3 separate regions of the Mus musculus genome follow, and all the other regions are linked to region 1. The links are chromatin loops, found by intact Hi-C in ENCODE. Cell type or tissue: left cerebral cortex. All regions are shown on one strand. Links, peaks and the distances in the headings refer to the core of each region. The heading gives the core; the rest is flanking DNA. Region 1 overlaps Gns (glucosamine (N-acetyl)-6-sulfatase). Region 2 overlaps Tbc1d30 (TBC1 domain family, member 30). Region 3 overlaps Tbc1d30 (TBC1 domain family, member 30).

Evidence for each region. Peaks named below come from ENCODE experiments on the same cell type or tissue, not always from the same donor. Only the 100,000 strongest peaks of a DNase experiment are listed, where the experiment ranks them.
Region 2: a loop joins it to region 1, with 2.3 times the contacts of the local background. A loop is called at or near these places in 2 of 42 quality-filtered maps.
Region 3: it touches region 1 in a loop (2.1-fold over the local background); 2 of 42 quality-filtered maps call a loop at or near these places.

Annotation. Positions count from the first base shown.
Region 1 is chr10:121,368,345-121,374,730 of GRCm38, forward strand. Gns (glucosamine (N-acetyl)-6-sulfatase) reads left to right here. Exons shown (of 14, transcript NM_029364.4): 2 at 2,800-2,859; 3 at 6,014-6,220. Among named protein-coding and RNA genes, the nearest start is that of Gns, 6.4 kb to the left of the region's middle. In left cerebral cortex, for the core only: a CTCF peak has its summit at 2,627 (motif pointing left); a DNase peak (open chromatin) is centred at 2,641.
Region 2 is chr10:121,301,276-121,307,661 of GRCm38, forward strand. It overlaps Tbc1d30 (TBC1 domain family, member 30), which reads right to left. Exons shown (of 13, transcript NM_001361015.1): 3 at 5,547-5,608; 4 at 4,881-4,946; 5 at 3,071-3,196; 6 at 662-847. Among named protein-coding and RNA genes, the nearest start is that of Tbc1d30, 47 kb to the right of the region's middle. In left cerebral cortex, for the core only: a CTCF peak has its summit at 4,280 (motif pointing right); a DNase peak (open chromatin) is centred at 4,341; H3K27ac peaks cover 215 bases.
Region 3 is chr10:121,309,630-121,316,015 of GRCm38, forward strand. The region is part of intron 2 of Tbc1d30 (TBC1 domain family, member 30); the gene reads right to left. It also overlaps the pseudogene Gm18987. Among named protein-coding and RNA genes, the nearest start is that of Tbc1d30, 39 kb to the right of the region's middle. In left cerebral cortex, for the core only: a CTCF peak has its summit at 1,224; DNase peaks (open chromatin) are centred at 630, 1,158 and 1,396; H3K4me3 peaks cover 1,893 bases; H3K27ac peaks cover 1,881 bases.

The sequences.
Region 1 (6,386 bases), core at 1,293-3,792:
CCTGCTGCCGGCGAAGGCCTCAGGAGTGATCCAGATGAGTTAGAACGAGAGCTAGAGATGGTTGTGAGCTGTCATGGGGGTGCTGAGAATCAAACCTGGGACCTTTGGAAGAGCAGCCAGTGCTATTTTCTATGGAGCCATCTCTCCAGCCTCTGTCAGTTATCTTTACCCTATTTTATGTGTGGTCACCTCATCTTTCACAGTTAATACTCCACTGTATTGTCCCATGTGCCACCTGAGAGACTGTGGTTTTATTAGGTTTTGCAGGGCATGGCTTTTCCCTCTTAATGATGAGCACGGGTTTTGTTTTTTAAGTCATTTATTTACTCTAGGTAAAGGGAGTGGGGGGTTGGTCAGGGGCCACTCGGGAACAAGGGAAAGAGTAAATGTGACATTGCTCTGCCTAAAGCAAGATGACTTCCATTGTTTAAAGGCAGTCAGCTGCTGAGTTACAGGAACCATCGAAACCTTTGGCGCGCTGTTGCCTGAGATCAGGGAAGTCAGTGAAGCCTTTGGTTTTTATAAAGGGATTGGCTTAGGGTAAGTAAAGCTACACGTTTGCTCAGGAGAGTAAAGGCGGCTGTTTCTTAATACCGTCACATGGTTTCCACCCGACCAGCCACTGTCACCTCAGATTAGCACGGATAACTGTCTTCAGTCTAGTGCAATCTCTCAACTGGGACTTGTTCAACCATACGTAGATGATCAGCGTAAAGTTCTAAACTGAAATGCCTACGCAGCCTTGCCTTCCACTCCTCCCTTTCTGTCTCTTGGGTTTTTTTTTTCTACCACAGTGGCTCCTTCCTGTTTGCCCTGTTAGGCTATTTGCCAGCCTCAGCCAGCGAGCTCCACTCCCCCTCGCTCGGACTCTCAGCAAGGCTCCCTGCTTTAAGGGCCTACCTGGTGCCGTTCTGAAGTAGCTTCCTGCTTTTCTTCCCACCAGGTGTGTCACATGGCCGCTGTACTCTCTCTCACTTGCACTCTCTGAGGTCATTGGTCACCTGAGGTCACTGATCACCTTGTTCAGGTCCTACAGCAGTGGTGAGGGCAAGTCACCTAGCTCAGTGTTTGCTGAGATTAGCGCACGATGCACCTATAGTCTCCCTGTAAACCTAACACTGTCCGTAGTTTTGCGTGCTTATCAACTTGATGACTAAATCCCTCTTGGTTCCCATTCTTTCTCTGCATCACTGGTTCTCAGTCTTCCTAATGCTGCGACCTTTGATACCTCATGTCGTGGTGACCCTTTGATACCTCATGTCGTGGTGACCCCCCCAACTGCCAAATTATTTTTGTTGCTACTTCTTAACTGTGGTCTTTCTACCTTTATGAATCAATTGTAAATCTCTGCCGTGCAGGGTATCTGACGTGTGACTCCTCCGAGGGTCGAGACCCACAGGTTGAGAACCACTGCTCTAGGCGTCCTTCGCCTGTCCTTAAGCCAGGGTTCCATTCAGTCCACGGTTACTTCCTGAGCTTGGCACCGGTGATAAGTTAAGGACAGCTACTGCCATTGCTTCTGCAGCTTAGCACAGACCTTCCATGGCGTCTCTTGAGGGTCTACTACTGGCATCATCAAAGCTTGACTAGAACAAGTTGGAATGGTGTCCTTTGGAGACTACAAGCAGCTTGGTCTTATAAGTCAATGGAAAAGGCTACTCACATATTGTTGAAAGTGAGACTTTGGTGAGCCTCGGTATGTATCTGGAGGTGCAGTCTCTAAGAAATTACTGTGCCACGTGGACATAAGACTATGTACAGTCCGTTCTTGGGTCTGAAAGGTATTTCAGAATCATCACAGACCTCCTCATGAGCCTCATCCATGGTAGTTTTTGCTGTCCGGGAAGTGAAGACAGAGCCGAGTGCCTTTGAAGGATAGTTACACAACTGCCTTCGCTCCTCTGCCTTCTGGGGTAAAGTTAACTTCCCCCCTGTACCTTTCCAAACCTTAGGGGATGCACAAAAGATGGCGAGTGCAGATGAAACACACTGACAGGCCTGCACATGTGGCTCAGTGGGAGAGTGCATGCCTGAGTATGCAAGGCCCTGGGTTCAATCCCCAGCCCTGCAACAGGTATGTTTATGTTTGACAGGGTCTGTGTGCACCTCTGTACCCATGCTATCATCTGGTTCAGGTGCCACTGCAGTGGGCTAGCCAGTAGAGTCCTTATGGTGTTCCATTAGTGAATGTGTAAGGTTGGAAGTAGGCTGTGTGAGCCTTGCAACCTTGTCTGTCTTTGAAAATCCAAGTGTTGCCTTATTTCCCGTTAATGATGGATGTGTCCTTGCTGATGCGTCCATGCCTTGGGGCTATTGGCAAATAAGAGAGCACCATGATTTTGTTACTTGCGGACAGAACAATGCTATCAGCTATGAACTTTCTCTTCCTGCTTGCACAGGGTTTACCTGACTGTAGCCAAACCTGTTTGGTTCACCTCCACAATCATTTCTCTTGACTTTGTGTCAGAGTTGACCATTTGGAGGTAAATGATTAAGATAAGAGGAAGGGGGCTGGAGAGATGGCTGAATGGTTAAGAGTACTCATTCTTGCAGAAGACCCAGGCTTCCCAGCACTCACAAGGCCTCTAACAGTCTGCATGTCGCTGTCCATTCCCAGGGGATCTAGTGCCCCCTTCAGGCCTCTGCAGACGCTGCATGCATGCACATGGTGCAGAGACACACACAGGCAAAACTGCCGTACACACAAAATAAAATATAAATTTAAGTTGTAACAAAACACAAACTTTGATTTCTGTGTTTTATCAGACATTGTTTAACGAGGAATTGTTTGCTTTGTAGACGCCACTGAAGAAAACCAAGGCCCTCATCGGAGAGAAGGGGATGACTTTCTCTAGCGCCGTAAGTTTAGAAGCCAGTGTGATGTCCTTAGATGTCCTATTGCATCCCAGGAATATGTGGGTGGATTTTTTTTTGTTTGTTTTCTGTTATTTTGTTTTTAAATGAAATACCTGGCCTGAAGAATTTTATTTTTTAACTAAAATGATAATTTGCTGGTCTTTTTTTTGGTGGGTGGGGGGGGAAGGTTCTTGCTTGTTTGTTTTGAGACAAGGTCTCCCTTGTCAAGCTGTGGTTGTCCTAGAACTCGCTCTATAGACCAGACTAGTCTTGAACTCACAGACTGGACTTGCCTCTGCCAAATGCTGGGCTCAAAGGCACGTGCCAGTACACCTGACTAATCGCCGGTGTTTTCTAAGCTAGACTGCTATCACTAGGGGATTTGATTGAAACCCTTACTGTTCAAGGGCTGCAACTGGTTTGTATAAACCAAGAACAGTTATGCTCTGTAAGGTGCTCCGGGGTGAAAGTTTCATGAACTCTGCTAACTCACCCTGACAAAGGTCATGATACTGAAGACACACATGCAGCCCGTATGGAATCAGAGACCCAAAACAAATCTGTTTCTGTAAGTGCCTGTGTGGTGGCTTCACACGGGGAAGCCCACTGAAGGGTGGGTAGCAGCGCTGTGCTCGGGTTTAAGCATAGCCTCCGCAGCCAGGCTGCCTAGTTCTGAATACATTTTTATTTCTTTATTTACCTGTTCCTAGCTCTGTTTTGGGTTTTGGTTTCCCCACTTTAAATGAAGTCAGTACCGTCCACCTCACTGTGGTTCCATGAATCAGCACAGGCTGAATGGATCAGTGTAAGGTCACAGCGAGTTCTACACCGTACCAGATGGTGTCCACAGAAGGAGTAATTAAAGGGAGGAAGAGTTCATTTTAACCCGGAAAACGCAGTCCATGTATCAACTTAAGATTGAACCCAGTGTGGTGGCACGTGCCTCAAATTCCAGCACTCAGGAGGCAGAGACTGGGAGCTCTCTGTGGGTTCGAGTTCCAATCCAGCCCAGGGTTACATAGTGAGACTTTAAAAAAGAAAGAAAGAAAGAAAGAAAGAAAGAAAGAAAGAGAACAAGATCAAGAAAAAATATTGGAGAGATGGCTCAGAGGTTAATAGCACTGACTGTTCTTCCAGAGGTCCTGAGTTCAAGTTCTGGCAACCACATGGTAGCTCACAACCATCTAGAATGAGATCTGATGCCCTCTTCTGGTGTGTCTGAAGACAGCTACAGTGTGCTCATTTTATATATATATAATAAATAAATAAAATCTTTTAAAAAAGAAAAACACAAAAGTTCCACTTAGTAGCAGAAAAGTCACTCTAAGAATAACAGGCACTGGCCAAAAATGGATATGACTTCTTCAAGTAAGCCAGGCATAGTGGTGCAAGCCTTTAACCTAACACTCAAGAAGCAAGGGCAGGTAGATTTTTGTGAGTTTTAAGCCAGCCTGGCCTACATAGTTCCAGGACAGCCAGAGCTATGTAGTAAGATCCTATCTCAAAAAAAAAAAAAAATATATATATATATAGATAGATATATAGATATATATACACACACATACATACATACATACATACAAGCAACAGTACTTTTTGAAAAATGCTTGATATCTTAATAGGAACATCATTTCTATGTAAAGACATATAAAATATACTAATTAAAGTTTTAAGACTTTTTTTCAAGATCCAACTAAGTGATTCTAAATACTGTGTGGGTAAGAATAGTCAAGATAGCGTATTTTGTTTGGAGAGTCAGGTATGCTGTGCATTCACTCAGCCACGGATTAGACACCCAAGCCCAAGGTTGGTTGGGTTTTATCAGCACCAGAGGTCAAACCCATAAGACGATGTTTTAGCTAGGTACTAAGATGAAAACTCAGTAATAGTGTGAAACTGACCATAAAAGGTCAAAAAGCAGAAAGGGAAATGTTCTAGTTTCCTTTCTGCTGTGGTAAAATGCTCTGACCAACGGCAGCTTGGGGCAGAAAGCAATTATTTGGCATCCATATGGTCATAGTTCATAACTGAGGGGCATCAAGACCGGAATTCAAGCAGGAACCATCAAGGAAGACTGCTTGCTGGCCTTGCTGGCTCAGTGGCCAGCCCATGCTTAACTGCCATGAAGGTTGTGTTGTTGTTTTTGTTTGTTTTGTTTTTCAAGACAGGGTTTTTCTGTGTGGCCCTGGCTGCACTGGAACTTGCTCTGTAGACCAGGCTGGCCTCTAACTCCCCCACAGGTCAGTCTGACCTGGGCAGTCCCTCAATTGAAACTCCCATTTTGGGTGACTCTAGGCTGCATCAATTTGGCATCCAAGGCCAGGATGAAGAATGGCCAATGTAGAAGAAGTCAGGACTGGAAAGGAGGTTCCGCAGTTAAAGCTGCCTGCTGGACAATCCTGACAACTGGAATATAGGTCCATCAACCATTAGCAGGCCAATGGCCCCACTATGAGGGTATCACCCTCTCCCTGCTTCCATGTGTGCACCCACACACGAGTGACAGACACTCATGAAGACACATATACATACATATGCATATATAACTAATATATTTTTAGAGCAAAAACTTAAAAAGAATTACAGAAGACAAATAACATCTGGTTTGGGGGGAGGGGGTGGTAGAGGGAGTGAGTGTTCGTGTGGAGACAGTCACCCTCATGAGTATTTTAAAATGCCAGTCAGAACCGGAGGCTTAGCTCAGTGGTGGGGCGTATGCTTAGCGATTGCTAGGTCCTGATTTTTTAAGTCCTGGCACCAAAGGAGGAGAAAAGGTTAAATCCAACTTGAGAAGCAGAAACAGCAGCAAAACCAAGTGAAGTACTTAAAGGGACCATGATGTCAGCACAGATCCTAGGCAGTCGGTTTTCGCGTAGGCATCAGAAGGGATGGGTTTAATTATGTTATTTAACCAGCCCCGCATCGTCCCTTCCACCTGCCCCCTGGTCCCCTGGTCTCAAGTAACAGCTAGTTCACTGACTTTGTTTTGCACTCTGCTGTGTTGTCCCTGACGCACGCGCACAGGACTCCAGCAGCTCTGGAGTGCCGTGTGTAAAGAGCGATGTGTGCTCAGGGAGAGGCTGAACTGAAAAGGAGGCATGGCGCCTTCCTCTTCCCTCTCGGTGAATCTCACCCTTTGGCTCCCACTCCTCTCCAGTATGTGCCCAGTGCTCTTTGCTGCCCCAGCAGAGCCAGCATCCTGACTGGAAAGTACCCCCACAACCACCACGTCGTTAACAACACTTTGGAAGGGAACTGCAGTAGCAAGGCCTGGCAGAAGATCCAGGAGCCGTACACCTTCCCGGCCATCCTCAAGTCGGTGTGCGGCTATCAGACCTTTTTTGCTGGGAAGTATTTAAACGAGGTATGTGGAATGATCTCCTTCCTTACGACGGCATTTAATTAATGGGAATTAATTTATTTCCTTGGTATCATCAGTTCACGTCATGCTATTCAACAGTTTGGTTCTATGCGGCTTTTGCTGATCCGCCCATTAATTAGACAAGCACAGTGTGTGCCCAGCTCTGTGG
Region 2 (6,386 bases), core at 3,209-5,708, 65 kb before region 1:
GCTGCCTGAGCAACATCCCTGGCCTGGTAGTCCTTATGTAAGTCCTTCCCCTGGGATATAAACTGACCTGGTGACCATGGATATGGAAAAACAACAGCCACCACAGGGGACGTTTGGCTGTACATCTGTCATCTCCTCGGCCTTGCTCTTAGGGATGTCAGTCACCTGTCTGAGATGGGGGACATTTACATGGCAAGGAACTGAAAGGCCTTCAGCCAACCACCGAACCCCGGAGACCCTTCATTTCAACAGTGTGTGAGGAAGTTCTTGCCAACAACCACATAAACACGCCGCTGGACAAACACTCCTGCCATTTGGGCCTTCAAATAAGATCACAGCGGCCACCATCATGAATGCCAAAGTGGTGTGCACCTGAGCTGGCTCAGCCATGCCCAAATGTCTGACGGAAAGAAACTATGAAGAAATATACAAGAGAGAAAGAGAGAGAGAGAATTGACATAATCAATGCTTGCTTTTAAAGTGTCTTATGGAAGTGAAAACGTTCATAGTTGGCAGCTACGGCAGTCTGTCACCTCACATGGCTTTAACTTGGGGAGAATCCTACCACAGGTAATTACAAACGATCGCAAGGGGCAAGGCAGGAAAGAGTCATACCCCAATGTCAGCATTGCTGTTGCCCTGGTCTGAACCTGACACTCACCTTCAGCGCGTCCCCCTCGTTGCCCTCCATCACTTCCAGAATGAGGGCAGCCAGGATGTTGAAGCCTTGGCAGTACCCGACGTTCTTGTTCCACCGGGCGTAAGCCAATAGCACCCGCTTTAGTACCACCCTGTCTTGCTCTGCCTCCTGGCCACAGTAGGAACTACAGCCCGTGCGATGCAGATCCTAAGAAGGGAGGGGAACAGTTCTTAAATACCTCCTGCCGTGGTTGGAACAAGTCCTGGCCTTCAAGGAGCAAAGAGCTTGGCTCTACACACTTCCCACCATGATGGCTCCCCCGCCTCAGACGTAAAGCAACGGATCAGCAGACCTTCCTGACCAGTGAGCCAAATATCTTGTGAGTTGACCATCTCAGGTATTCTCCACTGCCTGGTCACATGATTGAAAGCTGACTAACAAACCTAACACTCCCTCAGGGAAAAATACCTGAATTTTTTTTTCTTCATTTCACCTTTACCTCTATGAGCATAGATATTCACCTTTTTTGCTTTTAATTTATAAGCAACGTATATACATGAGCCAAAACGCTCTTAAATTTTTTGTTTTCCTACTGTTTTCAACTATGCAGTCTGAGAAAGAATCGCAAGAGTGAGTTTAGTCAGTCAAATGTTCCTTAGAATGCTTCCTGAGCAACACAAAAGGTTACTCAGTTAAAAAAAAAAAACTCCATTAAAATTTCATGTAAATTGAGAGCCTTTTTAAAGATGTATATTAGTCATATATATATATATATATATATATATATATATATATATTTGTTTCAACATATGAGAGGTGCTAAGATTAATCCTTTGAACAAAATATGGTATAAGATTTAGCTGCTAAAGCCCTAATACTAAAGACTAAAATTAAAACAGCAAAGTTATCAAGTATTACACAGAGAAATCAGCCTTTGCCAATTAGTCTATACATTTCTACAGTGTAGGTAATAACACCTGCTGCTCTGTAATAACATGGAGCTAATATCTATAATTGAATTACTAAGATGAAGCTATGGTTTTCAGGAGAGACAGTTTCACTGATTAGCACTCGCTTCACTGAAAAAGATCCTTTTAGTAGCATGATTATAAAATGTGTGTTGCCTAAGCTGGTCACGGTGGGAACCTCCTCTGACCCCAGCACACTCAGGAGGAGAGGCAGGGGGATTTCTGTGAGTCCAAGGCCAGCCTGGTGTACATAGTGAGTTCCAAGCCAAACAAGTCTCAAAAAAAACAAAAAACAAAAAACAAAAACAAAAACAAAACAGGGCTGGAGGGATGGCTGGGTAGATAAGAGTACTGGATGCTCTTCCAGAAGCCATGGGTTCAAATCCCAGCATCCAGATGGTAGCTCATAACTGACTGTAGCTCAAGTTCCAAAGGATCCGTTGCCCTCACCTGGCTTCTGTAGGTACCAGAAATGTCACAGACACACATGCTAATGAGACACCATATACATTAAATAGCATAACCTGTTTAAAGTGCACGGACAGCCTTAATTCGTAAGTTAAACAGAAAGGGAATATTTCAAGTATGGAATTTTGTCTCTATGAAACCTATGCTGAAATTCCAAATAAAACATTGAAATGCAGACAATGCAAAGCACGCAACGTGCCGTGCAGAGATTTTTAAAAAATGTTCATTTGAAACAAACCAACTTAGAGCAGAAAGTAGCTCATTTTAGTTTGTTCTTCCTTTTTTTTTTTAAATGGATTTAAATGTGCCAGCACATTAGCCATCTTGTGGTGGCCAAAATGTAGATGAGACAGCCTTCCTTTTCAAATCCCAGCTTAGCATTCCACTGTGGAACACTCACAAAGTCAAAGCCCACGTGCCTGAGCCTTATGGACAAGGATTATTCTGGTACCACAAGAAACCAGCATCTTGGCTCTTAGCACCAAGCTCTTATCAACTGCCGCAATGCAGGTGTGCAATCAGAGCTGCCCCCATAGCGGACTAGAACACTAAGCACAGATCCATCAGCCAACACACCTACTATAAATTAACAGTGAGACTAGCAAAAACTCTAATAAGAGCCAAATGTTGCTAATATGAAATATATTCACCTTTGAATCTCTCAGTCCGATGACTTTCATGTAAAAGTACAATTGGTATCCCTGACCCGTACCAGAGAAAATAAAAAGGAATTCCTCCTATCGTGTGACCAAACTAAATAAATTGGATATGTATGGGAGCTCGCTCATGTTCTCCTCTTACTGGCAACATTTAAATTTATGAAGACAGGATACGGTCAAGTTCTCCGTACAAACGCTAAGGATTGATGGAGTGAGGTCGTAAGGAGATGCTCAGACTCCGCGCAGAGGTCATGTGATCCTCTGCATAGGGAATGCTTGGCTCTTAGCGTCCTTCTTCCTGCATTAGAACGGGAAGCTGAGCTCAGCATCGTTACCTTGACGATTTGAATTCCCATGGAGTCGTCATCCGGGTTGCTTCTCTCATTGAAAGTGAAACGCATGGTTTTGTCCCAGTCGATGGCTATACTGTGCAGATAATGATCCGCCAAGGTCAACCAAACCTAAAGGGTTGCACAAGTAGAGAAGACTGGAGAAGCAGAATCGCCACTTTCATTAGTAAGCTTGGACTGCATCCCGGAAGAGCTAGCTGGGAACTGTTCGGAGGCCGGGGCTAGCTCGGGCATACAAGTCTAGTTTACTGGAGTAAAGTGAACCCTCTGGGGCTTTTTGTTCTTTCTTGCAATAAATATTTGTTGAGTTCTACTATATGCCAAATAACAATCTGATCATTAGAGAAGAAAATAACCAGGTTTTATTTTTCTTTTACTTCGGGTAATTCAATAGTCTGTATAATTCTATGACCTTGTTTTGCTTAATTCTAAATCATTCTCTGCTTGGGCAACAGCTGCTTGGCCACACACGAACCGTTTTTTCCCATGAAGACCTCTGCCTTAAAACTCCCCCTACACACCCCCTCCATACACACAATCCTGACAGGTAAATACCCAGAGTCGCTGAGTATTTTAATTCCCTTACCTGACCAAGAAAATCTAATTCTGAACAATGAATTTCATAATTCCGTGTTAATATTCACTTGAGAAACACTCGGTGTTCAAATTCCAACATTATGATTAGGTTTATAAATTAATAACTTTAGAGTTCTTTTTAAATTTCAGTACTTGGACATATTTTGGCAGGAACAGCATTGATTAATATCCCTAAGCAGACTTCCAAGCATCAGAGTCCTGCCCAAATGCCCACCAGATACCTTTGTGTTAGAGATGAATGGGGCATCCCAACAGATTCATATTCATCATTCATTCATTCATTCATTCATTCATTCATATTCTCTCTCTCTCTCTCTCTCTCTCTCTCTCTCTCTCACACACACACACACACACACACATATTCCGGTTATACACACAGACATACACACACCTGTTCCTCCCACCTACACTAACGACAGCTCTACCTTTCCAGAACTTGAGCCAAAATCTTGACATCCCGTTTATATCTTATAGTCATCCGACCCTTCATCTAAGCTCAGGCTTCAAAACGCAAAAGGCCAGTTACCACCACCCCGGCCTGTTTCTTGCCTGACTTATGATAGTCTATGTGCCTCCTGGCTGTACCCTCACATCTCAGAGGCTCACCAGCAGATGGAGTAACCCATCTGACAAGACTGCTCTGAACTTCCCAGTACTTCCTCTCTCACACTGACACAGAAGAGCCCTTCTGCTTCTACAGCCTGGGAGGGGCCCAGCCACTCACTCATCTAGCTGTAGCTAGACGCCCCGCCCCCTGCTTCCCACTGCCTCTAGGCACCTCCCACCTTTGTCTCCTACGTTCCTGAGAACTTGGTCCAGATGCTCTCACCCCAGGCAGCTTCATAAGTGACCAACTTCCTTTAGGGCCCTACTCAACATCCATATAAAACTCCGCCTCCTGACCCCTTATTCTCCCACACTCTCCGCTTTACGTCTGTTAGCCCCAGCACTTATCGCTGGGTGACACACTATATTTGATTCACCGTAAGTTCAACGAGGACAAAATATTCCACCCTTATTCCACCCACTGTGGTTTCCACAGCTGCATCCCTCGCACCCAGAACGTAGAACGTTACCTGGCACGAATGATAAATACCCAGGGCATGATTAAGGACGCATACACTTTTAGATTTCCCAGACACATCAGTGGTCAGAGCGGTGGTCCTTGAGTATTCCAGCCCTGTGAGAAAACACTTACCTTTCTCCTCCATTCCTTTGGTATCCCCGTTGACAGTCTGGCCACAGCCTTGAGAGCATCATACCACTAAGACCAGAGAGAAATATTAGGAAAGGAAAAAGATGGACCAGAAGCAACATTTTTCAGGCTTTCTCCATCTTGGCATCTGCACTGTCTAGTTTTATGTCAACTTAACACAGGCTCGAGTCACTGGAGAGGAGGGAGCCTCAATTGAGAAAATGCCCCACCCCCGAGAGCGTGCCCCATAAAAATCTCACTAGAGTCAAGCCTGCAGGGTATTTTCTTAATTAGTGATCAATGGGGAAGGACCCAGCCCATTGTGGGTGGGGCCATCCCTGGGCTGATGGTTCTGGCTTCTCTAAGAAAGCAAGCCAGTAAGCAGCAGCCTTCTGCATCAGCCTCTGCATCAGCTCCTGCCTGTTCCTGCCCTGCTTGAGTGCCTGCCCTGACTTCCTTCAGCGATGAACAGTGCTATGGAAGTGTAAGCTGAATAAACCTTTCTTCCCAGCATGCTTTGGTTATGATGTTACCACAGCACCAGTAACCCCAACTAAAACAGCATCCATAGAACGTGAGAAAGTTAACACAGCACCCCGGGACACTGACAGCTCTAGTGTATTAAAATACATGTGAATATTAAGACTTAAAAGCCAAAAACGAAGTTACCTGCTGAAAACCATTTTGACCCAAAGAAGGCTCAAGTGTGAACTTCAATTTTGTATCAACTCCTAGAAGAAAATTAGGTCGTTGTTACTTATGGAAAATGTAACAAAGTTCATAAGTAAATTCAACACTCAGTTCTACTGAATTATGATAAAAATGTTTTTTTAACTAAATTTAGAAAAAAATTCATTAACATTAAAACACACAGAACATTAAAATAGAAAAGTGACCTAAGACAATAAAATGGAGTTATAAACATTGGGTGGAGGCCCTCACAGATGCCCAGAGTAAGGCAAAAGCAAAACAATGATTGACTGACACACAGGCTGGAGACACAAAACAATGATTGACTGACACACAGGCTGGAGACACAAAACAATGATTGACTGACACACAGGCTGGAGACACAGACCTGCATTCACTTTGGGTCCTACACTGAAGCTGCTTAGCCTGCCTGGACCTCAGTTCCCACATCTCTGAGGTAAGGACAACAAGCCCCACCTCAGAGGACTGTTTCAGGGACTGGCTGAAGATATCATCACCTGGGCAACTAACAATTACAAAACACAAAAGGGAGTTCTCTACTTACAGTTTGTTTTTCTGCAACCCCTGCATCGACTAAGACACTTAAGGAGAAACATCAAGGGCTAGAGCTGAGGCCCGGCAGTAGATCAACCTTTGAGTATGTGTGAAGCCTTAGATTCACTGGAACACCAAACACTATAAAAATACCTTCATGAGGCTGTGGATGCAGCAAGGAGGCAGCGCTAGGGCCTGGTGCATACAAGGTGAGTTGGAGTCTCAGCAGAACAGGCTACTTCCGTCTATCTATTCTTCCTGTTT
Region 3 (6,386 bases), core at 17-2,516, 60 kb before region 1:
CGCTCTTTTCTTCCAAGTGAAACGAGAGGAGAGAAGGTTTATGTTTCATCTGATAATCACAGCTGTTCCGGATTCAGAAATACAAAACACTATTTAACGTGGGAAGGAGATTTAAAAGGGGGAGGGGGGGTAAAGGTAAAAGAAGACGGCGAGTAAATACTACAGTCTCGGCAATTAGACACTTCGGTGGGAAGAAAAACAAAGAAACCACGAGGTTCAGAGAGGCAGCAACGCATTCCACCCTTTAAGACCCAGTGCCTGGCTGTAGAATCTTCAGGCTGGGTGGGAGCAGGTCCCAGAAGGCATGGGGGGGGGGAGGGTGCTGGAGAGACCACATACTGACTGGGGACAGTAGGGGGCCACTCAAGGGAAAGGTGAGTGCTCCGCGGGCAAAGAGAGCTGCGTTCTCTGCGGCTACCTCTTTGCCAGAACCCCCAGCGCCCAAGCGCCGGTGCCAGAGCCAGGCTCTTAAACCCCAGAGCAACTATGCCAGGTGACGGAGCTGGTGCGGAGCCTGGAGAAGCAGGGATGTGTAAATACAAGCTGATTGTAGGAAGGGCTTGTGCTCACCAGGCTAGGCTGGCTCCTGGACCTTACCTTACCGAACCGAGCTCGTGCCCCCTCCCACCCCCAACACAAACACAGCACGGGCACTCTCTCGGGAAAACACGCTCTGGATCGCCCGCCCTTCGCAGCCGCTGCCCTTCCCTCAGACCTGTAGGGTCAAGGCTGCGCTTCAGCCAACCCACACACCTCTCCGGAGGTCTGGCTTCCAGCGAACCTGGAGCACAATAGGTGACGCGGCCTGGGCTGACGGGGGCAGCTTCCCTCAGCCCCCACCATGCACGGAGGCTAAGCGCATAGGCCGCGGGGTGGTTTCTGCAGGGTGGCGGGTTCTCTGTGCCCGGGTGGCCGCTGAACGCACCCAGGCCGGAGTCTGCTCCCATCCCTCCCAGGCCAGCGGTGCTCGGCAGACACCTGCACCCCAGCGCCCATCCGCAGCCCGCGCCTCACCCGGCTCCAAGGTGCAGAGCAACCGGGGCGCGGTCCGCGAGATGCAGCTGCGCTTCTTGAGCACATTGCTCAGGATGGTGCCCACGCCACCGCCGCCCTGGCGCTTGAGGCATCGCCCGCCGCGACGCAGGGAGCCGGTCAGTTTGTCTTGCCGCATCCGACAGCGCCGTCCGCCGCCCGGCTGCTCACTGCTGCTGCGGCTGCGGCTGCGGCGCCGGAATGACTCCTCACGCAGGGCTCGGCGAGTCCAAGCCGGCGAGGCTCCCTGGAGAGTCGCGAGCGCGCAGCCGGAGCTCCGGGAGTCAAGAGGATCAGAGAAAGCGGCTGAGCTCCGGGAGACCGGCTGGCATCTGCAGTGCGGAGCCCGAACGGCTGAGAACGGAGCGGGCTGGGGCGGGGAGGAGGGCGGGAGCGAGCGCGCGGGCACGCAGAGACGGAGGCGGCGCCTCGGCACCCAATCCCGGCATCAGCCTGAGCAGCAAGGCGGTCTGAGCCCCGGAGCCCCGGAGCCCCGGAGCCAGCTCCGTGGACAGAAACCAGAAACAAGGCAGAAGTATCCTCACGTCTAAGCCTGGGAGAGATGGAGGGGCCGCAGGTGCAGGCAACCAAGTGCCCACTTGGTTTTATCAGCCTGGGGAGGCAAGGCCTGTCCACTCCAGCACGAAGCAGACCTCGGGGCAGAGAAGCTGGCAGATGGTGACCTCAACCTTCAGCCCAAATTGTGCTCAAGTCTTTCCAGGCCGCTTAGAGAGGCAAAGAACCGTGTTTAATAACAATGACGACAACAATATAGTTCCTCTTGGGAAAACAGAATCGTAAGAAAATGTTCCTGTTGAAGAAGCAGTTTTCAAAAGAAGGGTTTCTGGGGACGTGGTGAGGTCAGGTTCTTAAGAAGTATCTGCCAGACATGAAAAGAAAGAAAGAAAGAAAGAAAGAAAGAAAGAAAGAAAGAAAGAAAGAAAGAAAGAAAGAAAGAAAGAAAGAAAGAAAGAAAAAACAGAAGACTCTTGAAAGAGTGTAGTTCTGAGTCAAGGCTTCGGGTGGTAGGTTGGAGAGACAGAATAGCTACAACCTTGAAATTAAAGGGGCTCACCCCGATGGATGAAGGTTGATGGCTACGTTCTGGCAAGTCCCATCCGGCCTGAGTCTATCCATCCATGTAGATGCTCTACCTCCCATGGCGCTGCTGCTGGAGCTGCCTCAAGCTAGCAAGCCTAGGGAGACAGGCAGCCCAAGACGTGACCGGGCTGCCAACCTAAGGCTACCTGTGCAGCCTTCGCCCAGGTCTATACTTTTTATATTTCAGACATGGGGCTCACTTAGGTTGCTCTGACTGGCCTTGAACTCGTGATCCAGTTGACACGACCTCTTGAGTAACTGGTATTATAGCACTATATCTCACCCCTGCCCGAAGGCCTAGCTTGGTTTATACTTTTTTCTTCTGCTTATATTTCACGTAAAATATGGTAGCCAAGTATGGAGGTGTAAGAGGATCTCTCCCAAGCTGTCTTTAATCTTCAAAGCGCCCCCTTTCTCATTGCATTCGTTGAATCTCAGCTCTCAAATCTTCCAAAGCTTCAGAGAACAGCCAAGTCTGGCTTCATAATCATTAGCAAGCCGCCTGGACAGACTTCTTCAGGACCTCCCTTGGCACGCCTGTTCCACAATCTCTTTCCACTGCCTTGGGACCACAGAACGCCCTTCCAGACTCTTCAGCAAAGTTCTCTGGGAGTACTGGTCAGCTGGCTAATCTTCATAAACACGTGGCCCTGATCTAAACACTTACGAATGGAAAGACATTTCCTTGCCTTTGCCGATGAGACAAGTTGGAAATCGCTTCATCTGCCCTTCCTATGGAAATTTCAAAGGTTTTCTGCAGCTCCTGCAAGACCCTGCTCCAGTTCCAGCTGCGCTTTGCAGGTGCTGTGTGTTTTTCCTGCCCAGGTGGTACCAAGTCAACACTTACTTAGTTAAGATACAATGTTTGTCCTAGGACCTGAACTGTGGAGATAGAGTACATTTCCCATCTGGATCTTTTCATCAGGAACAAGATAATGGCTCACAATTCTTTCTACAATGGTTTCTCCATAGCAAGTTCCAGGCCATCCTGGGCTACACAATGAAACCCTATCTAAAAATAAAATATGGAGAGAAAATTGTTTCTTAGCAACCCTTGGAGCTATAACTTGAGAGTTACCAAAATAGAATATAAAACTGATGCTAAGGTACTTAATTGTGACTGTCCCTTGAGAAGCCTGGTCCACACTTGAGTGTGTCTTATTCTTTCCCTGAGCACCCCCCTCCATCTCTCCCTCCATCTCTCCATCTCTCCCTCCCTCCCCAAGTATGCATGCTAAGCTTATCATTCACAAACTTACAGTCTCCTTTGACAAGCCCACTCTTGGTGTGTCATACATTCCTCCTGAACATCTATCCTCCCCTTAATCTTTCTGTTTAAAATCTATATTAAAATCTCTTTTAATAAACTAAAACTCTGCTTCGTCATCTCCCCACGCCTTCTGTGCTCCTGAACTTGTGCTTACCACTGTTGCTGTAGAAAAGGAAAAGTCTTTCTTAAAGTACAATGGCATGTTGCCTTCAGAAAGCAAGGGGGCGGGAGCATAGAAAGGTTTCTATTTGGTAATCTTAGGGAGGAGGAAAGCAAATATTTAAAACCATGGGGAAGGAGGCCAGGGAGAGTCTCTGTTTCAAAAAATAAGGTGGATGGGGTCTGAGGAAGAACAGCACAGAAATTGTCTTCTGACCTCCATCTATACCTGCATACCCACAAACACACACATGTACATACACAGGTACACACATACACATGCATAGACATACACATACATGCATGTACATGCACATGTACACAGACACATATACATATGTACACATACACACTTATATACATTCACACACATATATGTGCATGTATATACACATATAAATGCACAGACTACACATGTACACATGTACATGCACACATGTACACGTGTACACACACATGTATGTATACACATGTACACACATGTATATATACACATGTACATATACATGTACATGCACACATAACATACAGGCTACACACATATATATCTACATATACATATATGCATGTACATACACATGTACACAGTACACACATGTACATGCATACAGGTACACATGTATACATACACTCATATACATACACATGTACACACATACATATACATACATTTAGTCCCTGTACTTGAGAAGCAGAGGCACATGGATCTCTGAATTCGAGGCCTACAGAGTGAGTTCCAGGAGAGCCAGGGCTACACAGCCAAACCCTCCTGAACAAAGCCAGAGTGTCCTCCAGATTTGCATCAGATCTCCTGGCCTTCTTCAACAAGCTCAGGCACAGAACTCTATCCTTCACTGGCCTGGTGCTTTCACACTGTATGTATTCACTTTCCTTTAGCTTTTCTTAGCCATCCCAGCCTCTCTCAGGGATGTTAAGGACCACAGGAAGGTCTGATGTTTAGCACAATGTTCTAGAGAGTTCTGAGGCTGAAGACGATGAACTGCAGGAGCAGAAAACTCCAGGACAAGTGTTCAGTGCACACAGTCTTACCTTCCAGAACTCTTTCCTTTGCCAACCCTAGGGCTTTGTGTCTTCTTTAACAAAGGATGCTATTCACATGGCATCTCACTGAGACAGCAAGAGAGGCAGCCTCATGGGCCAAGAGGAGGAGCCTGTGGTGTGGGGAGGACAGCCCGAGGCTGTGTGACACACGCCATTCAGAGCACCCCACACCCTTTGCCTCAGACATCACGCTCATCAGGCAACCTCTGATTATCATTTGGCTTCAGAAATGGCTGCTGCCCAGAAGGGAGTGTACTGAGCACAGCAAACTGCAGCCACAAGCCCAGAGTTCGGCTAATGCTGAGCAGGCTGAGGAAACCAAGGTTCTAAGCTATTACAGCTGAACTCCAACCCTGGATGGAGTGAGTGCCTGGCCAGGGGTTTCTTTCCTCCCTCAGAGTGGAGGAGGCTACTTTCCCAAACAAACATTCCATTTTGTATTACCAGAGAAAACAGACTTAAAAAAAAAAAGCTTCCATTCTAAAATGTTTCTACTATTATAGCAATAAATAGCGGAGGAACTAAACAATGTTATTTTGTTTACATTGGGGAGGAAAGCCAGGACTGCCAACTTGGGTATCAAACAGATAATTAAGTTAGTGCTAAAATACAATACTCTAAAAGTAGCCACAGCACAAGCCTGGCATTATATTTATTATGTGACTCATGGTTTATTTCATGTCTGGGATATTGTTTTCCAAAAGCAAAAGATGTCATCTGAAGTCAACTCAGAGATAACAAGGCAGTGTGGCCTTTGCCTGAGGCTACCAACAGCAGGGCCAGCCCATCATTAGTCTCTACTCAAGTAATGACCCTCCCTACCAAATAATGTCAGTGAATTCCCATTTGAGTAAATCACACCTCGGAACTATCTGGAATAGTTAAGATTTAAGCTGAATGTGTGGAAACGCTCAATGTAAAATGTATACGGGGTAAGTCTGGAGGTGAGGCAGGAGATCATAAGTTTGAGGCCCTACATCACAGGCGCTGGGCTAGCTTGGGCTACAAAGTGAAACCCTGTCTCAAAATACTTTATAGACATAAGAAAGTGTCCCTCATATTGTTAAGGAAAGAGAACATTTTGAGGAACATCCTACAAGCTGACTGCGAATTAAGGACCATTTGCTCACAGGGCATTCGGTGAATTCTTCAGCCTGTTTTCTGGGAATGAGCCTTCTTGAAAAGAAACTTTGCCTTGAATGGGAGACAAGCAAGAAGTCTGAAAGAAAAGCAAGCCCAGCACCGGAAATAAAAGCCGCGTCCCAAGGGGCTTTCCAAGAGAAATCGGGTCTGAGACGCTTTCTGATTTCCTGTTGCTATTTTCGCTTAACAGAAAAATCTCGAAATAAAAAAGGCCTCCGTGCGTGCGTATCCTCAGGGAGAGTGCAGGACTGGTGCTGGCAATTACCAAGGAGAAGAGGCCCAGGAAGCCTGCTGCTTAGAGAAAGGAAAACCGCAGGGAGCCAGGCTGCAGTGGGAACCTGGGGCTGGAGCTTAGCCCCTTGGGTTGCTGCAGCTGCACAGCTGCGGAGCTCCGGGCAGCCTCCGAGGGTCAGGGAGATCTCACAAGACATTATATCCATCATACCTCACGTTGGGCAGCAGATGAGACGGTGCATCTTGCCCTCACGGTTACTAAAAGGGAAGGGCAACCGCCAGCATTAAAATAAAAAATAAAAAAATAAAATAAAATAAGCCACTTCTTCTTTCCCCGTTCTCCCTACTGCTTGGTAAAAAGCAACATTTCCACATGTCTCCTGGT